Regions from separate parts of the Mus musculus genome. Here region 1 is linked to region 2. The links are chromatin loops, found by intact Hi-C in ENCODE. Cell type or tissue: left cerebral cortex. All regions are shown on one strand. Each heading gives the region's core, and the rest is flanking DNA. Links, peaks and the distances in the headings are about the cores only.

Region 1 (7,453 bases), core at 1,035-6,034, 530 kb after region 2:
CGAGGAGAGATTATATCTTTCGCCTAATATTTTATAACCCTCCACATCTTGAATCTATTTATAATTTCTAGTAAGGCAGCCGCTGGAGGGTAGCCCGGCACCATGCTGTGGAAGGAACTCCTGAGTATATTTTCCAAACATGGGCTGAAAGAGCTTGTTGCTTCTCCCCTTAGGACACTCAAGTGCGAACCAGGACAGTGGAGTGACCACAACTTCTGGTCCTATGAGGAGACCTCAGATTCCAGGTGAGTTTTCCATCATGAAGCAAACATCAGATAATTACAGCAAGATTCTCTGAATATCCTAGATGAGACTTCATCAAATGCACATCTGGCTTCCCTCTGTAAGATTAAGTATAAATAAAAATGCTACAGCCTCCTTGTAGGCCTCTGTTTCCCCCTCTAGGTATCTATGGATGAGCTCACATTGAGGCCTACCTCAAAGAACTGATGCATCAGTTACTAAGGCACTCTCCCCTCAGGAATGATGATGGATCACCCAAGTTCTTCCTAGCTCAACGCAGTTTCCCCTATATTTCTGGGACTGAGATGAAGAGTGTTATTCTCTTGCGTTGGCAGGCAGGGAGAAGACACCAAATCATCTGTGTTGGCTGGAGTGAAAACCATTCCTCTGGTCCTCAAACTACTTTTCCTTGAGGGACAGTCTGCTAATGCAGCCAGAAGGAACTTTTCATAAAGTCTCATACACACAGGGAGGGAGCTTTGACATCTGGCCGTCCCATGCTACAAGATTTAAAATTTGATGCAGTTTCTTCTTTTACCTTGGGGTTGAAAATGAGCATGTGCAAAGGGGGAGATTCCACAAAGGAAGTTTCCCTTAATGCTCTTTTAACCCTTTCTTTAGAGGGCTCCAAAACAGCTTCCCTTGTGGACCTTGCTCCTTTATCTCAACTCATTGGCCACCTGGACACAAAGATAGAGGGGACGTTCAGGGAGGAGTGGGCAGGGGAGAGGAGGCTGGATTCAAGCACGAGGATTCATCCCAATCTATTGAGAAGGAATATGGACTCCTCAGTGCTGAAGGCCAGGCAGCATAGAAGAAGGAGGAACAGAAGTGACATCTTCCTGAAAGTGTCCTTGCTTCCTTAAAGTAAACCAAAGGGGATGCACAGTCTGAAGTAAGAGGAAATCAAGACTTCCAAGGAAAACTGTGGCTAACAAATCCCTGTCTTTCTTCTTTCTCAAGCCTTCATTTACCACACACATCTGCAACTGAATCGATTCAACTTGTCAATCCTTTTGAAGCCTGAGTTTAAAACAAATGCATAATATTACATCAATCCACAAGTGGTACATAATTATCCAGTAAATTTTAGAAACTATAGCTTAGAAAATAGATGGAAATATCAATCTCTTACTGTATCTCAATACCCACAAGTGTTAAAGCTACAGTCTTAATTAATGTTCTTCCTAATATTTTTTCAAATTAATTTATTTCAAAACTGCCACATGTGCTATTTGACTAATATTTTCTGCCTGTCAGTTCCACTTTCCATGTCATTAAGCACCTTTCTCTTGAATTATGTAGCACATAACAAAATGTGTAACTCCTGATCTATTTATTTAATCCCTCACCATTGGACATTAAGTTGGCTTCAACTTTTATTGGTATAAACATCATAACATCTTTAAAGATAACTTTGAGATCCTCTAGCATTTTAGAAGTGTAACTGCTAAATCAAAAAAGCTTGAGTAATTTAGAGTCTGTCATCAGTGGAACCGAATGATTGAAAGAAGTAGAAGATGTCTCTCTCTCTCTTTTTTAACCTTTACCGTAGGAACATTCTTTGCCCACTAGATTATGAACTCCACCTTTGTTTTGAGCAAAATGCAAGGCAGATGCTCTTACACAGACATGGGCTGTTTCTGTCAAGAGAAATATAAATTTCCTTTAATCTACTTAGAAGTTCACCAAAAACATGTACAGACTTCAACAGGTTGCTTGATATCTTTTTTTTTTTTCTTTTTGAAACACTTTTATTCTGGAAGAACTATTGATGAAAGGTTAATAAGAGAAGTCTGTTGGACGAACATCTACAGCAGAGTCTGTCTTAGGGTGTTTTAGCTGAGCTGTTAGTCAGACCACTCTGCGGAGCTGACTGGGGGTTTTATTTGGAGCGGATCAAGTTTTAAATTGCATTTTTAAAATTTCATAAAGCATGCTTGTGAAGCTCACATATGTCCTTTTCCTCACCACAGAATGGCTCATCATCTTGGCATCTCTCCTGGCACTGGCTCTGATTCTTGCCGTCTGCATCGCGGTCAATAGTAGGAGAAGGTAAGAGAGAGTGCCCCTGGCAGCTTTCCACTTCAAAGGGCATCGTGGAACTTGGGTTTTATATCCATGTTGCTCAGACTATAGCCCTTGTGACTGTCAGCCTTGGTACCCTGGAGCTTGTTAGACATGTAGGGTTTCTTGCCTGACACCAGATTTCCTGCACTAGATCCCAGGGAATCCTGCCCATAACACAGTTTAAGAAGCCCTTCTCTGCCCGATTCTTTAGAAAAGTAAGACATCTATGATGACTTGGAACCCCTCCTTTAACCAGTGCTTGAGTTTTACTGTTTCTAAACTTTTCATGGTTAAACCATATGCTGACTATCAGATAGAAGCTATTAAATAGTTCACTGGAAAGACACTTAAAGTATATACTCAACCACTGGCTCATTTAACAAATATTAACTAAGCTTTTCCAATGCTTAAAATGTTGTATAACAAATCAAGAGTTGGTCATCTTCCTTTGACCATTGGAAGCGTATGGAACCTTCTGGAATCTTTGCCCAAAATTGGCATGGGCCACGTTTTGCTGCTTGTTTCTCTTTAAGGATATTATTTTGTGTTTTATGAAAGATTCAGTTGAAGAGATTCGGGGCATTGCCTAGGGAAATTCTTCTCACAGTGAGGTATATGAAGCACTGATGATCCTCTAGACTAGAGAATCGTCGGTCCAGTGCCACAGAAAGGGCAGATGGTTGTCTTCACATCCTTGAAACCCCTCTCTCCCACAGTAACAAAGGCTCTGTATTCTGAAAGTCATTTATATACTATGCATATTTAATTAATTTATAAGCAACCTCTCAGTAGAGTGCTACCCAAGGTGAAATGCAGGACAATAGTAACTCTAGCACCAGGAGATGGGAACTTTAAGCCAGGGCACTTAAAAATAAAAGTCTAAATTCCTACCCAGACGTTTTAAAGATTCATTGTTTTTTCCTAAATGTCTGCTGCAGACATGAAGCTGTTTGTAAATATCCCTTGGGATTGCCCCTTGGAAGGTTGGAGTCTTCCTGCTTAACTGGGCTGCCTTTGCTGCGCCTCTAAATCACCTCGCAGTCCCCAAATGATTCAGATTCTGAGAAGTCAGAAGAGAAATAAACACTTTGTTCTTACTGTTCAGAAAGAATAAGAAACTGTTTCCAGTGGCCCGCACAGTCTCTGGAGGGCTTCGCATCATCTACAGAAACCAGATAGCACTGCTCTACACTGCTTAGAACTCGTGACAGTGCTCACTCAAATCATGGTGCTGCTAACTATACCTTTGAGGGAATAAGAAAACTATTAGTCATGAGTGCTGCCCACCCATGGAGCAAAGGCTGGGGAAAATATGAGAGACCTCCTATGGGCTCCCACGATTACATGAAAACAAATCTGGGAGCTGCAGAAGTGCTTCGAAGCGCTTTTGTTCTTCCTCTTGGCGTCCCTGTTTTCTCTTGGATTATTTTTGCTCAATTAAATATGAACTTCCTTTTTTTTGGAATCAGCCTTTGATTTCAGGCCCTAGAATGTGTCACATGTACAGTCCATAAGCTTTGCAGATGTCACCATGGAGATGTCCCAGATGCTCTTGGCATGGAGGCCCCTCCTTCAGCATCTCAGCTGTCCTGGAGAGCAGTTGGAATCTTGCACATTGTAGCATCTTAGCCCTCATGGCTCCCTGTCTCCTCAGCAGCAGAGAAAGGACCTCATGGCCTCCTCTCCCCTTGTCCCCAGGCCAGCCATCACCCTAGCAACCCACAAACAGGGCAGGCAGAAGCTGGCTGAGCCAGCCTCTCACCGGGAAAGCAGCTTCGTGGACTTCATAAATTATTGTGTCCTGATTTGATAATTGAAAACAGATTTGCCACACTGCTGAAAAGTGGTTAAGGACCGCATGGGCCCCTTAATGTGTGTTGTGTTCCTAAAACTAATAGCCCATGGGCCTCTTAATGTGTGCTGCGTTCCTAAGGCTAATAGCCCATCTCTAATCCCGCTAGAAGGCAGGAGCCTTTCTGCTTTGAGTACTCCATTTATGAAAGATATGGAACTCTATTTTCATCAAAGAAAGTTTGGTCCAGAGGGGATTCATTTATTCAACAAGCATCTTTTGCAGGCATCTCCGGCTGTTAGCTTTAATGAGGAAGGAGAGAATATGGAGAGCACGTTCTTCTCTAAAACAGTTTTGAGGTTTAGATATATGGAGTTCTAAGACAGGCTGACAGCTGGGAAGATGGTTATGTTAGTAACGTATTGCTGTGCACAAAGGAGGGCCTGATTCATGCCCCCAGGACCCATGTAAAAGGCTGGTCATGATGGTGTGACCTCATAATCCCAGCACTGGGGAGTCAGAGACAAGAGTCTTTCCCTGGAGCCTGCTAGCCAGTCTAGTGAAATTGGTGAGCACCAGGTTCAGTGAGGAAAAACCTGTCTCAATAAAGTAGGTGGAGAGTGACTCAGAAAGACACCCAACATTGACCTGTGGCCTCCATGCTCACATATGCCCAGGAGCCAATAAACCTAAATGCATGAACGAGTGTACATACACACACACACACACACACACACACACACACACACACACACACACGCACGCACACGCACACACACACAAACACACAGAGCTATCATTGAGGACACCCTTTGTGCTCATTGAACCAGAGGTGGCATTAGGCAGAGATACTAACTCCCAGCATTTGTATTGCAAAGTTCTCCAAGAGTCACAGCATCTGAATGGTCCTGATGGGATGGGCATCTGAGAGATGGCTTAGCTAGAGGAGGACCCATGTCTAGTTCCCAGCACCCACATGGTGGCTTCATAACCCTAGATCCATGGATCTGCTACCCGCCTCTGGGCTTTGAAGACACCTGGAAAACATATGGTATACATGCATGCATGCAGGCAAAGCACCCATGCATATAAAATAAAAATAAGCAATCATTGATGGTGGGAGTGCTCCATGGTTTCCTCAACTTTTCCCACCCTTGGCATGATCACACCAGCTTTGCCTGCTGCCTTCATGAAACCAGGAGCCTGAATTAGAGCTCTGTGTGCTCCCCAGAAGAGCAAGTTGCATCAGGAGCCAGTTGTGTCGGGAGATATTGGATGAGGCACAACAGTAGCAGCCCTTAGGCACCTTCCCCTTGAAGAATTTATCTGATGTGTCTGGAAAGGAGAAAAGCCTCCAGGGCCTTGCCAAAGAAAGCTTCCAAACTCAGGTCTGGTCTCAAAAGATTCTATGCTAGCTGTGCAGAGCACGCCCCGTCAGCCTTCCCTTTCATGAGAATGATGATATTTTTAAGGAACCTTTGCCTAGTCATAAATCTCCATGATTTGGTAAGCTTTTCCTTCTGTTGTGTAGTAGTCAGGCTTAGTCTGATGGGTGCTCACTTGAACTGGGTCTGCATCCTAGAAGAGTGCCATCCATGAGACTTCCTCCAGGGATAATCATGGTCCATGTCTACTCTCTAAGCTACCATCATAGTGACTTTAGACTCATTCTATCACAGAAGTAAGATGTTTCCCCCTCAGGAAAAATTTTTATTTAGAAATAATATGAGCTGAAGGGCGGGCATGTAATAGCACAGGTTTGGAGATGTCCAGGCTGCACATCCATAGAGAAAAGAGCAGCATAGCAAATCGTTCTTTTGGGCGCTTGGAGGTAGCTAGAGTGTTAATCACAAGGATGCGTTTGTTAAAGCAAATTCTAAGAAGTGGATTTTAAATTGTTCTTTGTTTAAACTTAACTGCACATAAGACTGGGCATGGCAGCACACACCTGTAATCCTAGCAAGCTAAATCTGGAGAATCATGGGTGTGAAACCAGGTTAGGTGTATAGCAAAACCCTGTCTCAAAGTAAATAGGTCCAACAAACAAAGAAACAAATAGCCACATGTGGCTGGTGGCTACTATATTGGATAGCACATCTCTAGTATCTGCATAAACATCTGAAGGGGTTTGGGGATAGAAAAGCCATAAAATCAATTGCCAAGTTATTGTCTAAGTAGAGATCAACTCCAGGATGCTCTAAAAGTATGTTATCTGAATCCAGTGCCCACCTTGTCTGCCCTCCCCTTCAAGGATAAGTCCAGGGCTGGCTCATTTCCTTTCCTGTGTTTGCTGTGTGTTCTGTGGAGCTTGCAGTTCAAGGGAGGAAAAGACAAAGATGAGATGAGTTTTTGTAAGGACATCTGGTCGCTTAGACGCAGCTGTAAAGATAACAGATGTAGTGTGTAGTGTGGCATCAGACACCACTCTTGGATTCAACCTCTGGTTTACAAACACCTCTTCAGCATCCGTCTTCTGTGCTGAAAACCACAACTAAGGAAAAGGAAAAATGTCGGATTAGTCTTAAACATGGTCTTAAAAGTGCTTATTAATGCCCAGAGCACTTGATATTCCACTGTTTCTTAGAATAATCTTAAGCAACCTTCCTGAAAGAACATAGACTGATAATAGGGACAGAAATCTAGAGGTCAGTGGGTCAACACAGTGAACATGTCTACCTGTCTGCTGTGACACACTTCCAAATCAGTTCCTTCATTTGGAAAAATGGTTCTCAACCTGGGTTGTGACCCCCTTCAGAGGTCGAATGACCCTTTCACAGGGGTTGCCTAAGACCATCCTGCATGTTAGATATGGCGATTCATAATAGTAGCAAAATTACATTATGAAGAAATGAAGTAGTAACAGAAATAACTTTATGGTTGGAGGTCACTACAACATGGGGGAACTGTATTAAAGGGTATTATAGTCTTAGGAAGGTTGAGAACAACTGACTTAGAGGAATAGCGTCAATCTGGTCCTGCCTGCGTGAATTGACGTATTTTTGTACTGACAAGCACTTTGCTGTTTTTCATCCTACCTCTCAGCAATCTGGTTGATAAGCAAATGGGACTTAGTTAGGCGAGGCAAGTTTCCTCTAAGAACACAGGCTAGGTCACCTGAGAGTTTGGAATAATACAGGCAGTGTTCGCCTCCAGCTTTTGAGTTATCTTGCCAATGCATAGAGGAAGGCAGGTGGAGTGCTGGGGTTGTTAGCCTGATCTCTGGCAGCTTTAACAAGCAGGCTTTGCCACTCATTCTCAGTAGGCCAGTTAAACAGGTAAGTCGATTCAGAGCAGAGAAAGAAAAGGTAGACAATATGACCATTGGGAAGAGGAACAAAGAAAGATATA
Region 2 (7,453 bases), core at 1,107-6,106:
GTAAGCACTTGATGTGGGCCTCTGCTTTTCAGTTTGAAAAGAGAGTATAGGCACTGAAGACCCCATTCATGGCTCTTGACTGGGGTTCCCCTGAGGATGACCCTGGAACCCAGATGCAAGTATTTGTGACCTTTCCAAAACTGTCAAGTAGACAGGACAGGGACCAAAGAATGAAAAAAGAGTGTTGCGGTGACACAGAGTTGTTCTTTAAAGACAAAACCTTCTATTTCCTGGTCTTAGAGTGGTTGTAACTGCATGAAGAAAGCAAGTCCCATTCAGAAATATGTGGCTAGGCCTTGGCTGATGGACAGAAAGTGTAAAGACAACTTGCAGATGGCACTGAGAGACACAATCCTCTTTACTATAACTCCTCTAGAGTTGACTCAATACTTTTGCTGGCTTTTGCCCTGTTGGGATCTTTAGGTCCATGAGTAGTCAATGTGTTACTGTAGATTGTGAATGCATACACTTTTTCGTTGTTGTTTTTAAGAGTGTGATCCAAATCCTCCTTTCTGTTACTAAGTAGGAAGCAACTGAGAGAACAAAGCTCTCTACAGTGTCAATGATGCGAGTAACTTCTTTGCTGACCTAAAGGGAAGTTTTCAAAGACCACGAGGCTATTTCCCCAGGTTTTGGTGGATTAGCCACAAATACACATTGGAATTTAGACAGCAGTATTTATATTTCTCCACCACTTAAAAATAATTCTAAAATAAAGCTCAGTAAACTATAGTCTGGGGCCAATATCTGAACTCCCCCTGTTTTTGTAAGTAAAGACCCCATACAGGTGTAAACCCAAATATTAGTGTCCAGCCCCTTATTGGAAAAGGATTGTTAACCCAGGGCCTGTTTGTATTTTAGTAATGAATTATCATTCACCTAAAGGGATTAGACTGAATTACCCAATAACATGGCAGGTGTGAGGGGGCAGGTCTTTAGAATTCTTATTCTCCCCTAATGAGGGTTCTCTTCTCCAAGGCAAACCCAGCCCACCCTTGCAAGCGATGTTCCTCATTTCTTCTGAAAAGCTCCCCATTTCCCCTCTCCTTTTAGTTTCTCCTTCCTGTTCACTTAGAGGTGGGACTGGGGCACATGGCAGGAGCTTAGAACTGTCAGCTTCTAACTCCTGTGGACTTGGCCGATACCTGAGCACACCTGGTGCCTCATCGAGGCCAGGTGTTCCGGGTTCCTGGTTGGCTCTGCTGCCTGGCACCATGGAGGGTGGGGAAGGGCAGAACGGCCAATGTGATGATGTCCTGGTCATTGGGAAATCTCGTGTTGGAGAGGAGGCAAGGGTGGAGGGCACACCTATAGATCGGCTTGTGCTGGAGTTGGGGAGTAGAGAGAGATAGAGAGAAGCCCCTGGGCTCATGGGAAGTCTTGGCCATGGAGCACTGAGTAAGAACTGCTGACTGAAAGGGCAGAAGGAGGCAGTTGGGTCAGGCTCGGAACAGGTGCTGTAGATGAATGAACCAGGCTGAGGTCAAAGGTCTTGTTACGATCCCCCATGTACCTCCTGTACTCCAGTCCTGGCATAAACGATAGGTTATTGCGTGTAATGAACAAAATCCATGTTTTTAGTCCCTGAAATTTCTAGTGAGAGAAGGTGGCAGTCTGGATGGTAGGGTAACATAGTAGGTGGCCCAGATCACAGAGCAGGACAGGAGCCTCTTGCAAGGTCTGAGCAAGGGTGTGTTTTGCTCTGAGTTACATCTTCCAAATATGGCTCTAGCTGCCATACGGGAGACCAGGTCAGAGGCTATTGGAATCGTCTGCAGGAGGGTAGCTGGGAAGAAGCATATTCTAAATTTGCTACGGAGGCAGGCAAGCTTCTCAGAGGCTGGCCTTGGGTGGGATGGAAGAACTCAGGGATGAATCCAGTGTAGTGATTTGGAGTATGGGAGGAAGAGGGTAGAATTACCATTTACTGGGATGGGAAAACTTGTGAACCAGTTGGTCAGTCATGAGTTTGGGTGTGGACATGCCAACTGTCACGTTGCAGATGCTCAGGAGAAGCCGTTGTGAGCGTGGTGTATAGGGGGAGAGGTGGGCTGTGGGTCTCCATTTGGGAATCATCAGCCTAGAGATGGTACTTAGACGCTGAATTGTTTCTTCACAGAGGGAGGGTGGATGCAGAAGAGTAGAGCATGAGAGTACAGGTTTCAGGTCATGATGTTCAGAGGGTGGGGCATCAGGAGGACAGCTGGTATTTATAAACACTAGAACGAGAATATGAGAATCGATATCAGGACATTTACCAAAGCACTATCTGGTAGGGGGTGACAGAACAAGTCCACAGAAAGCTCTCCCAACGGTACAACAGATCCAGGCTGGTGGCCCCATCACCGCCAAGCAAGGGTGATGCTGTGCCCTGCTGTGCTGCTCTCTCAAAAAATGTGAGCGTTGTCTCTAAGCCAATTGTAAATGATGGCCAGGGTCATAGGGTTTTCTAACATGCTGGGCAGTCAGGCAAACAGCTGTAGGAGTGGTTGCAGGGAGACTGGGGGGCTGTAGGTGACAGGCAGGGATAACTCGGGGTGACAGACTCTCTAGCTGCTCCCCAGAAGCCATAGTTATGGGAGAAGCCATAGTTTCCTCAGAAGCACTTGGCACGTTGTCCGGACAGCAAGAGAAGCCAGTGCTGCCATTGATAGCTGTGTGACTTCAGGAAAATTGCTCAATGTCTCCCAAGCTCTATTTCCTCGTCGCTCATGACTAATAATTCCGTCCATGGGGGTATTTGTAAAGATTAAAGAATGTTAAGTACATTAATGCGTGTAGTGAACTGCAAAGCTATATGCAAATACAAGCGTTGGAACTAAGGAGGTCTGTGATTCCTGGCTCCATTTACACAAGAATGGATTGTCACACTTTGCATAAGTGATGGGTTTTCCTTTCTGAAGTTACTTCTTTGAGATCCCTAATCCTTACCATTGGGAGAAAGACTGGGGTTAGGAGAGAGGAGAAGGGTAACACAGGAGGTGAATGACCAAAGCACATTAATACATGTTTGAAAACATCTTAATGACACCCATTATTTTGTACAATGAGTTAGGCTGGTGGGGGGGAGACAAAATCGATATTTTAGAGAAAAAAAAAAGCTTCACAAACTGAAAGTGTCTTCCATTATTTGCTTTAGAGTTAAAGCATGAGCCACCATCCTTGGACTGGGAACACAAGAAAGACATTTCACTTCCCCCATCAATGATTTCTCTCTCCCTCCGGTTCCTTATCTGCCTCCTCCTTATCTCAGAAAAGCCTTTAGCCGGTTGCCAGGAGAGATGGCTGATCTTTCTCTTCTGCCTCCCGCAATGCTGATAAAAAGCAGGAGGGGGCACAAGGGATGGAAACAATTCTGGTCCTGCCAGCCTCAGTCCAAGGAGCATTTTAGGCCAGGGGATGGGGTTCCCCTGCTGGGGGCGGGGAGATCAGTAGGTCTGTGTGTTCCAGTCTCGACAGTCCAAAACCCTCTCTTGACATTGGGAAAGTCAGTGAGTTGGATTCAAGCTTTAGGGACTCTTTGGCTGCAGTCTGGTTACTTCTGCATGCAGCCACTAGATGGCAATGTCTTCCTAACCCTAAAGCAAGGTTTTGCTTTGGAAAAATGCCAAGTTTTAACACAGACAAACCACACACACACACACACACAGACACACAGACACACAGACACACAGACACACACAGACACACACACACACACACACACAGACACACAGACACACAGACACACACACACACACACACACACAGAGACACACACACACACACACACACACACACACACACACACACTTGTTCTCCCCTAAAGTGCAAAATAATATCCATATCAATAGGGAAGCAAAGAACGTTCTTTCTGAAAACTCTGGGTAAGTTAGTGATGCAGACAGACAGGGCACCTGCTGGAAGGAGGCATATTTGTGAGGACTGAGGTCTTCATTGAAGATGTCTTCAGTGGCTGCAGACAGTGTCATCAGGGAGCTATGGGAACTGTTGGGTATTAGGAAGCTGCAGAGGTCATGGAGATGTGCCCTAGATGGAAGGTTTGTGTGAAGAACCCTGCAAAACTCTGGCCCATGCCAAGTGCCGCCTGGCCTTGCAGAAGTTGGCCTTGCAGACACATGCCCAGGGCTGGCTGTTAAGACTGTCCTGGCAGAATCAAGGACCTCCTTTGCAGGCAAGGAATTCAGAGAGAGACAGTGCGATGGGAGCCTTCTCTTGTAGATGGGGAAACTGAGGTCAGAGCAAGGAAGGTCTCTGGAGTCTGTCTTCTTGCTAAGTTTCTTTGCATGTAAACAGCCCAATTGACTTTAAATGGCTTTTCCCAATGTCTCATGCTCTTTGATGAGCTAGCATAGCTTCTTAAGCTTCCTGGCTCCAGCTTGCCAAGCGCCAGTGTCTATGCAAACCCGGGCATGCTGCAGTGGTTGAGGTTCCAATAGCAGATGAATATGTTCAAAGCCATCCAGCAGCCAAGTGATCCGGTAGAGGAGAAAAGTCATTCCAAGTAATCGCTTATTAACTCGCCAAGCAATCTCACATCTCACCGTAGATGCTTTGCAGCTAATAATGATAATAATAAGTACTTATTTAGTGCTTCTTGTAGATCAGTCTCCATTTTAATCAGTTAGTATCATAGAGCCACATTATTCCAACAACACCATGAAATAGATCCTACTGCCATTTTTTTGAGTCAGGAGCTGTCTGTCTATACAGCTCAGGCTGTCCTGGAACACAGGAGAAATGCCCCCCCCCCCCCCCGCCTCAGTTTCCACAGTGCTTGGATTACCGATATCTGCTGACAAATTTGGTTCAGTTATTACTCTGTCTGTGTTACAGGTCCAATAGGGTAAATCAGAGAAGGTAAATAACTCGCCTACGGTTACACAGCTGGAAGGCACAGAGCCAACATCACACCCTGCTTTGCCTAACTCCAGAGCAGATCTTTTAGCATTCCTGCCATGAAGTTGCTTATGACACTTTCTCCCATGTGTAGGCTCTGACAGAGGCACTTGTCAGAGTTTCGGACCAGAGCACCAGTCAGCATCTTATCATTTTCCGATTGTGACATGGTGGCCCAGGGGTGGTGAGCAGGCTCAGGGCTTGGAGACTTGGTGGCTTCCAAGTCACACCTACAGGCTACTCAGAACGTGAACGTGTGGGACGAAAGAGTTGCTTGTAGACAGAGGCCAGCACCAACAGGCAAGACACTGCTGGATCTGTTTGGGGGCAAGCACAGGAGGAGTGGGTATCTCAGGGGACAAAAGGACAATAGCACAAAGAGGTAGTCTGTGTATAAAGGGCCACCCTGTTCTGGGGTCTGAGTGTCACCTTGATACAAAAGGACTTAGCATGTGGCAGTAAGGACTGACTACTCCATCTCCATCTTGTGGGAGACAGTGTCTCAAATGAAGAAATAGATGCCATGGGCTAGGCGTGTAACATGGTGGAAGGGTTCTTGCTTAGCATGTGTGAAGGTCTGGGGTCCCTTGGCACTAGAAACAAAAACAGAAACGAGGAACACAGAGGCCAGATTAAAAATGGGCTTCAAAAATCCAGGTTCCTGTTTTACCACAAAAGGCTATGACATTGAAGTGGAAGCATGTGAGATGCAGATGACTAGTCACCGGCTGCCAGTGCCGAAGTTACTGGTACACAAGTAGTACCGAGATTTCCAGTCCGACAGACTGGATTCCCAGATCCACGCCACCCTCTTTTACATTATGACCCTTGGGCAAACTATCTAGTGTCTACTGAGTCTCTATTTCCTCATATTTAAAAGAGGGAAAATTCAATATCTGCCCCAACGTTGCTGAGAGCACTAAACAGATGAAGTACACAACGTACCTGGTTGGCCACACTGTCTGGCTGCCGTGCCTAATAAACAGTAATGGGGATGATGAGGACGGTTGCTATACAGGCCCACCCTGGAAGTCTTGTTATACAAGTCTGGCAACCCGAGTTCAATCCCCAGGACCCACGTAAAAAAAGTGTCCACAAAAATGTCCTCTGATCTCTACAATTGTGTCATGGCACATCATATACCCTTATCTTATCTATGGATGAACACACACACACACACACACACAGAGTAGTAAAAAAATAAATATATATATATATATTTAAAGGGACCAGAAATAGAAGAGAATAAAAGAAGGAAACTCCCTAAGGACACCTCTTTCCAAGAAGAGAAACCATGATTCTATAATAGGTTTGAAAAACCAAGTATGGCTTTCTTGATGATATGCTAGTACCAGGATGTAAAAAAAGCCAGAGAGAGTCATAGTAATTGCTGGATCCACCTGCATACTACTCAGTCCTCCTCCACGCACCTGCCACACAGGCTGAGGTTCTACCATGAGGACAGTAATCAGGTAGAAGGGTCTGCAATGTTCTCATTCTCCACATTTAACTTCAGGCTGCCTGTTCTTGATATAAACACAAATGAGAGCTGACAACTCATTTTCTTCTTTTGTATTACAGAAGGGACCTGTTATTGTGGAAGACTGGGAAAAAAATAGGCTAGGCAAAATTAGGAAGATACTACAGCCTGAAACCCAGTCATCTGCATGTAACTACCATTAGAATGTTGGCCTTCACTTTGTCATTTCCTTTTATCAAAATGGTTTTCTCTTGTGGAATGTAATATTATGTACACCACTACTTTTCCTTTTTGGATAATGATTTTTAACTCTCCCCTAGGAAATCTTTTCCCAGAGTTGTGAAGAATTTGCCTAAACCCTTTTATAAAATGTGTATGTTAATAATCCACCTCCAAGCTGATCTCTGTGTATGGCAGATAGAAGAAGGAACAAGTTCTATTTCCTTTTCAAATGAATTTTCAGTGACAACCAAGCCATGTTCTCTCCAGCATTTCTCAGTTTGACCTTTTCTCGAAAACTCTGTTGGCCACACATGGGCGGATCTCTCCACTGGTTGCTGCTGTGATCCAGCAGTCTGTCTGCATGCTGTCTATAAAGGAAGAGGCTATGCTTTTCTGCGAGGTATCTGCATGCTGTCTATAAAGGAAGAGGCTATGCTTTTCTGCGAGGTAACAATGAACCTCAACAATTCACGGATAAACTAATTTTCCCCTTGGCAGATCCCAGGAGATGTATCATGGCACATGGCCTTTCCAAGGTGGAGTCAGCACTGTAGGGAGAGCTCTCCATGCAGGCTACAGACTGGAAATGGTCCATGGGCTTCACTGACTCATCGTGCAAACATCATCCATCATTCCCTTCCTCTTACAGTTCATATGTCATAACCAGTCAGGGAGCTCCACCCACCTGCAAAGGGCAGTGATGTGCTGGCTGCCATGTGCCTGGAAGGGGAGGATGCTATTGGAAAACACGAGTGACGACTGTCTCCATTTATTTATCCCTGAATGAAAATGACAGTCTTAATCACTACAGTTTAACAGCAAGATGCCGCAGCCGGTAGAGCAGGCCCTCCA

Evidence for each region. A loop is a pair of places that touch in the nucleus more often than their neighbours do. Peaks named below come from ENCODE experiments on the same cell type or tissue, not always from the same donor. Only the 100,000 strongest peaks of a DNase experiment are listed, where the experiment ranks them.
Region 1: it touches region 2 in a loop (2.6-fold over the local background); 8 of 42 quality-filtered maps call a loop at or near these places.

Annotation. Positions count from the first base shown.
Region 1 is chr2:102,817,053-102,824,505 of GRCm38, reverse strand. It overlaps Cd44 (CD44 antigen), which reads left to right. Exons shown (of 9, transcript NM_001039151.1): 7 at 174-245; 8 at 2,220-2,298. Among named protein-coding and RNA genes, the nearest start is that of Gm13872, 74 kb to the right of the region's middle. In left cerebral cortex, for the core only: no CTCF peak of the experiment used is centred there; DNase peaks (open chromatin) are centred at 2,266 and 3,929.
Region 2 is chr2:103,343,599-103,351,051 of GRCm38, reverse strand. The region is part of intron 1 of A930006I01Rik (RIKEN cDNA A930006I01 gene); the gene reads left to right. Among named protein-coding and RNA genes, the nearest start is that of A930006I01Rik, 25 kb to the left of the region's middle. In left cerebral cortex, for the core only: a CTCF peak has its summit at 3,531 (motif pointing right); a DNase peak (open chromatin) is centred at 3,533; H3K4me3 peaks cover 195 bases.